Regions from separate parts of the Homo sapiens genome. Here region 1 is linked to region 2. Evidence: read pairs that join two places in POLR2A ChIA-PET (ENCODE). Cell type or tissue: Panc1. All regions are shown on one strand. Each heading gives the region's core, and the rest is flanking DNA. Links, peaks and the distances in the headings are about the cores only.

Region 1 (5,384 bases), core at 176-5,175, 310 kb before region 2:
AGGTTGCAGTGAGCCAAGATTGTGCCACTGCACTCCAGCCTGGTGACAGAAAGACTTCGTCTCAAAAAAAAAAAATCTTTTTAAAGAAAAAATACAATATTTACAATGCATTATTTACAATAATTACCCTTCCTGTGCCCCCACTCCTTCTCAATGCAGGGTAGCTCTTTGAATCAAGAGGTGCAGGCCTTGAGCCTGGGCTGGCCTTGGGACTTGCTTTGACCGGTTGAATACTTCACATTGTGCCTGCTCCAGGCCTCAATGGCAAGAGACCTTGAGCATTTCTGCGATTTCTGTTCACTCTCCTGGAACCCCGCCGCCTCCCTATGAACAAACGTGGGCTAGCCTGCTGGGGATGCAGGACCAGGCAGACGAACGACGATCCGACCAGCTGAGGTCACTCCAGACCAGCCCATCCGCAGCCAGTCTGGCAGATGCAGGTGGGAGCCATGTGTATCAGCTGAGCTCAGCCCAGATTGCCAGCCGGCAGCAGCAAAAGCTAAATCAACAGTTGGTGTTTTGGCTTCATGCCTATAATCCCAGCACTTTGAGAGGCGGAGGCAGAAGGATCGCTTGAGCCCAGGAGTTCAAGACCAGCCTGGGTAACACAGTAAGACCCCATCTCTACAAAAAATCAAAAAATTAGCTGGCCATGTCTGTGGTCCTAGCTACTTGGAAGACCGAGGTGGGGGGACCGCTTGAGCCCAGGAGTTCAAGACCAACCTGGGCAACATAGGGAGACCCTGTCTCTACAAAAAAATTAAAAAATTAGCTGGGCGCGGTGGTGTGTGCCTGTAGTCCCAGCTACTCAGGAGGCTGAGGTGGGAGGATCGATTCAGCCCAGGAGGTCAAGGCTTCAGGGAGCTGTGATCGTGCCACTGCACTCCAGCCTGGGTGACAGAGCAAGACCCTGTCTCAACAACAACAACAACAAAATGTTGGTGTTTTAAGGCCCTAAGCTTTGTGGGGGTCGGTTTTGCAGCAAAAGCTACCCGACTCAGAGAGGGATGACGCAGGTGATAAGGATTTTGCTGGCGAAGAGCCTAACCCTCTTGAATTCTAGTTTCTCAATTGGAGAGCTCGAAGGAGACTGGTTGCTAATGGTTTGAGGGAAATTTTATTTTTTCGAGACGGTGTCTCGCTCTGTCACCCAGGCTGGAATGCAGTGACTCGATCTCCGCTCACTGCAACCTCTGCCTCCCGGGTTCAAGCAATTCTCCTGCCTCGGCCTCCCGAGTAGCTGGGATTACAGGCGTCCACCACCACGCCCGGCTAATTTTTTGTATTTTTAGTAGAGACGGGGTTCAAACTCCTGATCTCAAGTGTTCCGCCCACCTCGGCCTCCCAATCTGGCGGTGGCTCATGATTACCGGCGTGGGCCACCGCGTCCAGCCTGGGGGAAACTTTTAAAGATGGCAGTTACCAACAATGACACTGAAGAAGCTAGGACTTCTTGGAGGTCAAGGTTCCAGCCTTCCTGGTTCTTGGACATTAGAATCTAGTATGAAGGAGATGCGGTGAGTCAGAGTGTACAGAGCTGCGGACTTCCAGTCTGATGGTGGTGGGGATGGGGAACGGGGGCCAAGCTGGCCTTCCCAGCCTCGGACCTCCCAGATCCTGTGTGCCGCAGAAGCCAGCCTGCAGCAATGCCCCCCACCAGGCTGGGGCGCCCACTGTCCCCTGCCTTGTCATGCGTGCCAAGATGAATGCTAAATGTGGAGATTCTTCCTCAGTGCTGGATTTCGCGCCTTCTGGCATTCAATACTAGCCTAGTTTTTAATAAAGAAGAAACAACACTATTTTGGTGCTGTAAACCTATTTTTCACCATCTGGCGTACCCGTATGCCTCTTATATTTCTTCTTCTAGGTCAGCAAAAATCCCATCATGGGACCAGAGCCTCCCTACCAAGGAGGATGTTATCATAGATTTCAGGGGACGAGGTACCCCTCTTCAGGTTGCATCCACTTAACTTTGAGTAACAGACTTCTAAAAAACCTGTTTCTATAAATGTCAGTAAAACAAAATGAACGTTTAGCTCATGGAAATTAACATAAAAATGAAAGTTTGATTTTTTTTTCGCATAACAGATGATGACAATCTTAAAATACCCGACAGACGAAAGAGGAAGGAAAACCACCCCTTCTGTCTGAGAGAATTATGCGATAATGGCCCAAAGCGGTCCTCTGCAATTTTTTGGGGGGTGACACTAAAGGAACAGAAGGTACTGGGGGAACCAATGGGAAAAATAGTTTAATTAGTAAAGTTAACTTAATTAGCAAAAATAATTCTCTTTGGAGCAAGCTTTGAATAAATCTGTGATAATTTGGTGATTCTATGAATTTTCTGGAATATGTGTACATGTGTGCATTGGGGTGCATGCACATGTGCGATCATGCATGTGCACGTGTGTGCATGCATGCATGGGGGTGGACCCAGGTTTTGTGGTCCCTAAAGATTATACAATTTTGGGAAGCCCTTTAAAAAAAAGAACACAGGCCAGGCACAGTGGTTCACGCCTGTAATCTCAGCACTTTGGGAGGCCGAGGCAGGAGGATTGCTTGAGCCCAGGAGTTCAAGACCAGCCTGGGCAACATAGGAAGATTTCGTCTTTATTTAAAAGAAAAAAAAAATTTTAATAAAAATGTTTTAAAAACCACAAAATGTGAATGCAAAATTAGGTAGGAAAGGGATGCCTATTTAGAATTAGAAAGAAAACGCAATTCACAATGTTTTCAAAGCTGAGAAATACCTCAAATTTCATATAATTCAGAAAACTAACAAAGTTTTGTTAACTGCTTAACAAACCTCAATGGCCCTTTTTCCCCCTGTAATTTTTGACTGCATACTCTTTGATCACCTTTTCGTGTGGCCGCAACTTTATAATATTTTCTAGGGAGAGGATAGAAAGATAATTCAGTTTTTGGCTGGGCGTGGTGGCTCACGCCTGTAATCCCAGCACTTTGGGAGGCCGAGGCAGGTGGATCACCTGAGGTCAGGAGTTTGAGACCAGCCTAGCCAACATGGTGAAACCCCATCTCTACTAATAATACGAAAATTAGCCGGGCATAGGAGGTGGCGCATATCTGTAGTCCCAGCTACTCGGGAGGCTGAGGCAGGAGAATCGCTTGAATCCAGGAGGCGGAGGTTGCAGTGAGCTGAGACAGTGCCACTGCCCTCCAGCCTGGGTGACGGAGCCAGACTCCGTCTCAAAAAAAAAAAATAAATAAATAAATAAAGATAGTTAGATCGTTCAGTTTTTGTTCTAACATGGTTGATAGAAATTTGGTTTTCATTACTGATAGTTTAGAAAAATGTCAGCTTTACATTTTCATAATTAATAATTCTGTGCACATTTTTAGGATTGTTGTCAAATTTGGGAAAACCTCTATCAAGTTTCTTTCATATAAAAGCGGTAAGTTTTCAGGGTATATCAAGGTTTCATGTTCAGGAACTAACCTTAAATACTCTAAATTGGCAATACTCATGGACCAATTTGACCTCCAATTCTTGCTGTAGAGGTCTAGTCTATTATGAGATTTATGTTATCTTTATCAATGACAGTATTTTAGTCAAATCTGCACAAAATGTAAATGTTTTCCTGCTGTGTTCATGTATTTCACTTATTTTATTAAGTAGATTATTTAATAATCTAAGAGCCCATATATTACCTCTATTCAAAATTTATCTCTTCCTCTTTTGGTATGATCTGAAAAAATATTTTGGTACAATTTACTTCTCAGATGTCAGAATAGTTTCTATAGGTTATATATAGAAATATTTGAAAAATATTTTCATCATATAGTGAGTTTGCAATTATATTACTGCATTATTGAATATATATATATTTTTTTTTTTCTTTTTTTCTTCTTCTTCTTCTTTGAGACTGGGTCTCACTCACTCTGTCACCCAGGTTGGAGTGCAGTGGTGCAATCATGGCTCACTGCAGACTTGACTTCCTGGGCTCAAGTGATCCTCCCACCTCAGCCTCCCCAGTAGCCAGGACTACAGGTATGCGCCGCCACACCTGGCTGATTTTTTAATTTTTTTTTTTAGGGATAGGGTCTTCCTACATTGCCCAGGCTGGTCTCAAACTCCTAAGCTCAAGAGATCCTCCTGCCTCATCCTCCCAAAGTGCTGGGATTACACGCGTAAGCCACCACGCATAGCCTGATTATATTCTTAAGAGGAAAAACTTTCATTTTGATCTGCTTACAAGTTTTCATGTTTGATGGTTGGAAGAATTTTCCATGGATTAACGTCTGGCTCTGTACATTCCAAACCTTGCTGCTCCTCCACCAGCCCAGTCCCAGCTGCTATAGTGCATAGTATCATGAGGCCAGGTGGGCAGGTCAAATCATTCCTGGAAGTCATTCCTACCCCAGGATGGCCAATAATAACTATATGTGAAAACATATGTGAAAACTATATGTGAAAACTATATGTGAAAACATATGTGAAAACTATATGTGAAAACATATGTGAAAACTCTATGTGAAACGTATCCCATTTTAAAGGCCCCGAAGAGTCTTCTGCAAATGAGGGGCTCTGAGGGTTAAGCTTCATGAGTTCTGTGTATGTATGAGTGTGTGAGAGGGTTTTTTGTTTGTTTTTTGAGAGAGTCTCACTCTGTTGCCCAGGCTGGAGGGCAGTGGCATGATCTTGGCTCATTGCAGCCCCCGCCTCCTGGGCTCAAGGGATTCTTCTGCCTCAGGCTCCCAAGTACCTGGGATTACAGGCACTCGCCACCGCACCTGGCTAAGTTTGTATTTTTAATAGAGACCGGTTTTACCATGTTGGCTAGGCTGGTCTCAAACTCCTGGCTTCAAGTGATCCGCCCACCTCAGCCTCCCAAAGTGCTGGGATTACAGAAATGAGATTTTTTTTTTTTTTTTTTTTTTTTTTGAGACAGAGGTTCGCTCTTGTTGCCCAGGCTGGAGCGCAATGGCACGATCTCGGCTCGCCGCAACCTCTGCCTCCCGGGTTCAAGCGATTCTCCTGCCTCAGCCTCCGAGTAGCTGGGATTACAGGCATGCACCACCACGCCCGGCTAATTTTTGTATTTTTTAGTAGAGACGGGCTTTCTCCATGTTAATCAGGCTGGTCTCGAACTCCCGACCTCGGGTGATCTGCCCGCCTCGGCCTCCCAAAGTGCTGGGATTACAGGCATGAGCCACAGCGCTCAGCCGGATTGTTTTCTTTTTAAAAAAAGGGGGCAGGGCCAGGCACGGTCGTCACGCCTGTAATCCCAGCACTTTGGGAGGCTGAAGCGGGTGGATCACCTGAGGTTGGGAGTTTGAGACCAGCCTGACCAACATGATGAAACCCCGTCTCTACTAAAAATACAAAATTAGCCGGATGTGGTGGCACGTGCCTGTAATCCCAG
Region 2 (5,384 bases), core at 328-5,327:
GAGGCATTTAGAATTCATCCATGTTTTTGCATGGCTTGATAGCAAATTTCTTTTTATCATTGAATAATGTTCACTGTATGGATGTACCACAGTTGGTTTATATATTTACCTATCAAAACACCTCTTGATTGCTTCCAGTTCTTGGTGATTATGAAAAAAGCTGCTATAAACATTAGTGTGCAGGTTTTTGTGTGGACATAACTTTCAAATTAGCTGGTTAAATACCTATGAGAACAATTGCTGGATTGTATGGTAAAACTATGTTTAGCTTTGCAGGAAAGACCAAATGGTCTTTCAAAGTGGCTGTACCATTTTTGCATCCCCGTCAGCAATGAGTGAGAATTACCGTTGTTCCTCATTCTCAACAGCAATTGGTATTGTCAGTTTTCTTTGGATTTTAGGATTCTAATAGCTGTGTATTGGTATCTGATTGTACCAGATACCTATTGTACTGTCTACTTTGGTAGACCACACAGTTTCTCCCACTCTGACATTTTATGCTGCCTTCTCTTTGGGGACTTACATCCAGGCTTTTTGGCATCATTTATTTAATAATGTCTTCACCTTCTCCAGATTTCTTGGTGGAAGGAGACCTGGCTGCAACCTTTGATACAGCTTTAAGTGCACTGTGAATTGCTGATAAAGATGCTACAGCATTTATCTGTAATGAAATGGGGTCTCTGGAGCTAGGACTTCCTCACTCGCAGCTCTCTAACAGCACAGTGTTGAAGGCTTAAGTTTTGCTGGCAGTTGGCTGGCCTGAGCTATAATGCCCAAGAACTAAACTATTCCAGGAACTAAAATGTGGTACACTCAAAACAACTTCTGAGCCCTTTCCCATCCATTTCTGCCGGGAATTCAAAACTCTGTCCTGGCACAAACTGATGGTACAATTCAGGTTTTACCCGCCCACACATAGCTGGGCAAATTCCTGGCCGTTAGGTAACCTCTGGGGGCTCACCAGTTCCCTCATCATCCTTCTCTCTGACCAGCTGTTCATGTCCAGTTAGCAGTTCTGGGTGACTCATATGACTACAGTTCATCCCAGAAGCCCCAGCTGAACTCCATTTTTATTATAAAACACAGAAAAGCATACAAAAAGAAAGTACAGAATAGCACATTATTATAAGGGCACACCCTCATAACTACCATCCAGGTCAAGAAGTAGTACTTTGCTAGCCACCCCGGAAGCCCCTCCATGGCCAGTATCCTGATTTTTATAGCAACCATTGCCTTATTCTTCTCTACAGCTTTATCACCCAAGTGTGTATCCTTAGACATTCTAGTTGTGCCATGCTCATTAAAAAGTTTGATTTGTCTATTTTTTTTTTTTTTTGACAGGTTCTGGCTCTGTTGCCCAGGCTGGAGTGCAGTGGTGCGACTTTGGCTCACTGCAACCTCTGCCTCCCAGGCCCAAGCCATCCTCCCACTTCAACCTCCCAAGTTAAGTAGCTGGGACTACAGGTGCATATATATATAAATATATATATACATATATAAATATATATACATACATAAATATATATACACATATATACACTCATATATGTGTATATATACATATATACGTATATATGTGTATATATATATTTTTTTTGTGGAGATGGGGTTTTTCCATGTTGTCAAGGCTGGTCTCAAACTTCGGCCTTCCAAAGTGCTGGGATTACTGGCATGAACCGCCGTGCCTGGACTTGATTCATCTTTTAAATCTCTTTTAATCTACAGTTTTCTTCTATGACTTTTTTTTTTCTTTGAGATGGGGTCTCCCTCCGTTGCCCAGGCTGGAGTACAGTGGCTCAATCTCGGCTCACTGCAACCTCCACCTCCCTGGTTCAAGTGATTCTCCTGTCTCAGCCTCCCAAGTAGCTGGGGCTACAGGTTCATGCCACCACGCCTAGCTAATTTTTGTATTTTTAGTAGAGACAGGGTTTCACCATATTGGTCAGGCTGGTCTCGAACTCCTGACCTCAGGTGATCCACCAGCCTCAGCCTCCCAAAGTGCTGAGATTACAGGCGTGAGCCACCGCACCCTGGCCGTCTATGACCCTTTCTTTTCTTTATTCTCTACTTGTTGAAGAACAAGACAATTTGACCTATAGTTTCCTAAAATCTGCATTTTGCTGATGACACACTGATGGTGCATTTCAACATGTATTCTGCTCCCTGCCTTTCTTGCAAATTGTCATTTGGATCCAGAGGTTTGATTAGACTGAATTTCCATCTTTTTTGCAAGACTATAAGTGGTGCTGAGTTCTGAGACATGTAATGTCTGGTCGTGTCTCCTTTTGTGATTTTAGCAGCGGTTGATTCTCATTGCCTAGATCAATTAATTCATAGAGTGTTGCAAAATGATTATAATCTAATTCTATCATTTTATTTCATTTATTAGTTGGGATAATTGGATAATTTTATAAAGAGATGCTTCCCCGATCTATTATTTGGTTACCTAGTGGTGCAGTTTCTAAAGGAAAAGCAGGATATATGTTTTATTTTTTCCCTTTTTTATCCGTTTTCAGATGATGAATTGGTCCCCTGACATCTTTCAAGGTGGCCAGTTTTTAAATATCACCATGAATTTAAACATTTAAACATGTTTTATAGGTTTTAATTTGTTGCATTTTTATTGTGGCAAAATATATATAACAAAATTTAGCATTTGAACCATTTTTAAGTATACAGTTTTATGGCATTAAGTATCTACTGCATTTTAATACTTATTGAAGCTCTGTTTCACTTTTAAAAACCTGTTCTTTTTTTAAAAATCTTTAAATATTTCCTAGCCTAGAGCCTTTTGAATGAAATTAGGAGAACCTCATTCCCACAATTTGCTTTCCTCTTATGTCCTTACTTCCCAATCAGCACAAGGAAACATGAGCCGAAGTGAGAAGTGAAACACCCCACCTCACAGATGCTGTCTGCAGTGTCACAAGTTATGACTCACGTTTAGCCCAGAGATTGTTGCCAGAGTTAGCAGGAGGAAGACCGGCTTTCGAAGTGTGCCAGGGCTGAGGTTTTAAAATTAATACAGTTTAAACATTAATGATGTTTAAATCAGAGCCGGATTACTTCTGTTCTGCCCACAGGCTTTATTAAAATTCACCCCTGGATTTTCATGTATAAAAATATTTGAGTTTCAAATACTTTAACTTTTTTTTAAATTGGAAAATATGTGGATGGAGAGTTTTCCCTTTGAACTTTAACCCAGACTTTGGCAGCTGAGGAGACAGCTGCAGAAACCTTGCACAATACAGTTGAATGGACAAGTTGTCCTGACATTTATTCATTTCTCTCCTTTTGAGTTAGTTGGTTCCCTATTTTTATTTTCCCCCGTCTTCATTCTGGGCTTACCCGCTCAGTTGACAAATAGTTGGGAATCCAACCGACAAGTATACATGGAAGCATTACAAGTTTCTTTTCTAAAGTCTATGAGAAAAATTTTCATAAAGAAATCAAAGCCCACATATAAATAAATTTCGGCAAAGTAGAAACAATATCCACAAGAGTCAATATATGGCTGTTTTGGATATAAGGAAGTCCTGTATCGGGCTCCATTCCAGAGTGCTTTAAAAAGTAGGATACACCAGGGCCGGGCGCGGTGGCTCACGCCTGTAATCTCAGCACTCTGGGAGGCCGAGGTGGGTGAATCATGAGGTCGGGAGATCGAGACCATCCTGGCTAGCACGGTGAAACCCCATCTCTACTAAAAATACAAAAAGTTAGCTGGGCGCGGTGGTGGGCACCTGTAGTCCCAGCTACTCGGGAGGCTGAGGCAGGAGAATGGCGTGAACCCGGGAGGCAGAGCTTGCAGTGAGCCGAGATTGTGCCACTGTACTCCAGCCTGGGCGACAGAGCGAGACTCCGTCTCAAAAAAAAAAAAAAGTAGGATATACCCAAGTATCCCAGTGCTGGGACACCACTATCTTAACAAGTACTGAGGAGGTAGAGGAAAGCTTATTTAGAGTAACAATGACAGGAGATTGATGGCCATGTCAAATGAAATGGTATTTTCAAGCCTATCTACTGAAAATGAAAAGCAAATAAATAATAATTAATTTATTCATTGACAAATATTTCTTTCTTTCCTTTTTTTTTCTTTTTTGAGACAGAGTCTTGCTCTGTTGTCCATGCTGGAGTGCAGTGGCACAATCTTGGCTCACTGCAACCTCCACTTCCTGGTTTCAAGCAGTTCTCATGCCTCAGCCTCCTGAGTAGCTGGGGCTACAGGTGCCTGCCACCACACCTGGCTGATTTTTTGTATTTTTAGTAGAGATGGGGTTTCACCATGTTGGTCAGGTTGGTTTCGAACTCCTGGCCTCAAGTGATCCACCCTCCTCGGCCTCCCAAAGTGCTGGGATTACAGGCGTGAGTCACCACGCCCAGCCTCACTGACAAATATTTCTGAAGTGCCAGTTATATACTGAGCTCTGTGCCTGGTGCTGGGAACATGGCTATGAAAGGTCTTCACAGATCCAATGGTTGAGAAGGGGAAGCAGACCAGCATCAAGAACTGTGAAGGGTCTGAGATTTTATCCTACTTACAAGCTAATAAGATAACTTGTCACAGTTTCATGGATGTGGACAGAAAACATGAGACTCTTGGGTCAAAGGCGAAGGATTTCATTACTCATGACACAGCAAGCAGTATAAGCATGAGCACATTTACATCAGTTCCCTGTGTCCCCCAAGTCTGATGATGGTGATATGGATGTGCTCAGATGAAGGTCTGCACACACAGTGGATTGCATTAAAGGAGAAAAATACTAGAGTTAGGGAATCTAAATTTTTTATAATAGGTGGTGAGCATGCTTACCCTTTACTCTGGAGGGAGATGCCACCTCTATCTTCCAAGCTTGTTAGCCATACAAACATCCTTAAAAAGACAGTCTGGAACAAGCAAATGGCAGTCTAGATCAGTCAATAGACAAGCACTCCCAGATGTGGATGAGCCTAGCCAAGATGAGCAGGGTTGTTTAGCTGGCCTCCAGTTGACCCCAGACATGTAAGCAATAAACACTCTGTTTATCACTGAGATTTTGTGGTTGTTACATGACTTTATGATAGCAATAAACAACTGATACCATCACACATGGCTTCTTAATTCCAAAATCTAATTTCTCTTTTCTATTGTAACCAAAGATTTCTGAAATACAGATCTTATCAGATCACTTCACTGTCTAAAAGCCTTCGGCTATAGACTGCAACTCTAACAGGAAATCCAAAGTCCTTGGTGGTCTGGTTCCTATTTTCTTTTTATTTATTTAATTAATTAATATATTTAAGCTGACAAATAAAAATTGTATATACTTATGGTATACAACATGATGTTTGCCCATTATTATTATTATTATTTATTTTTCGAGACAGAGTCTTGCTCTGTCTCCCAG

The links. ChIA-PET counts read pairs that join two places held together with the same protein. Peaks named below come from ENCODE experiments on the same cell type or tissue, not always from the same donor. Only the 100,000 strongest peaks of a DNase experiment are listed, where the experiment ranks them.
Region 1: POLR2A ChIA-PET joins it to region 2 with 5 read pairs; 2 of 35 experiments call an interaction of 5 or more read pairs at or near these places.

The regions. Positions count from the first base shown.
Region 1 is chrX:41,254,732-41,260,115 of GRCh38, reverse strand. No RefSeq gene overlaps it. Among named protein-coding and RNA genes, the nearest start is that of LINC02601, 18 kb to the left of the region's middle. In Panc1, for the core only: no CTCF peak of the experiment used is centred there; no DNase peak of the experiment used is centred there.
Region 2 is chrX:40,943,050-40,948,433 of GRCh38, reverse strand. No RefSeq gene overlaps it. Among named protein-coding and RNA genes, the nearest start is that of USP9X, 140 kb to the left of the region's middle. In Panc1, for the core only: no CTCF peak of the experiment used is centred there; a DNase peak (open chromatin) is centred at 3,003.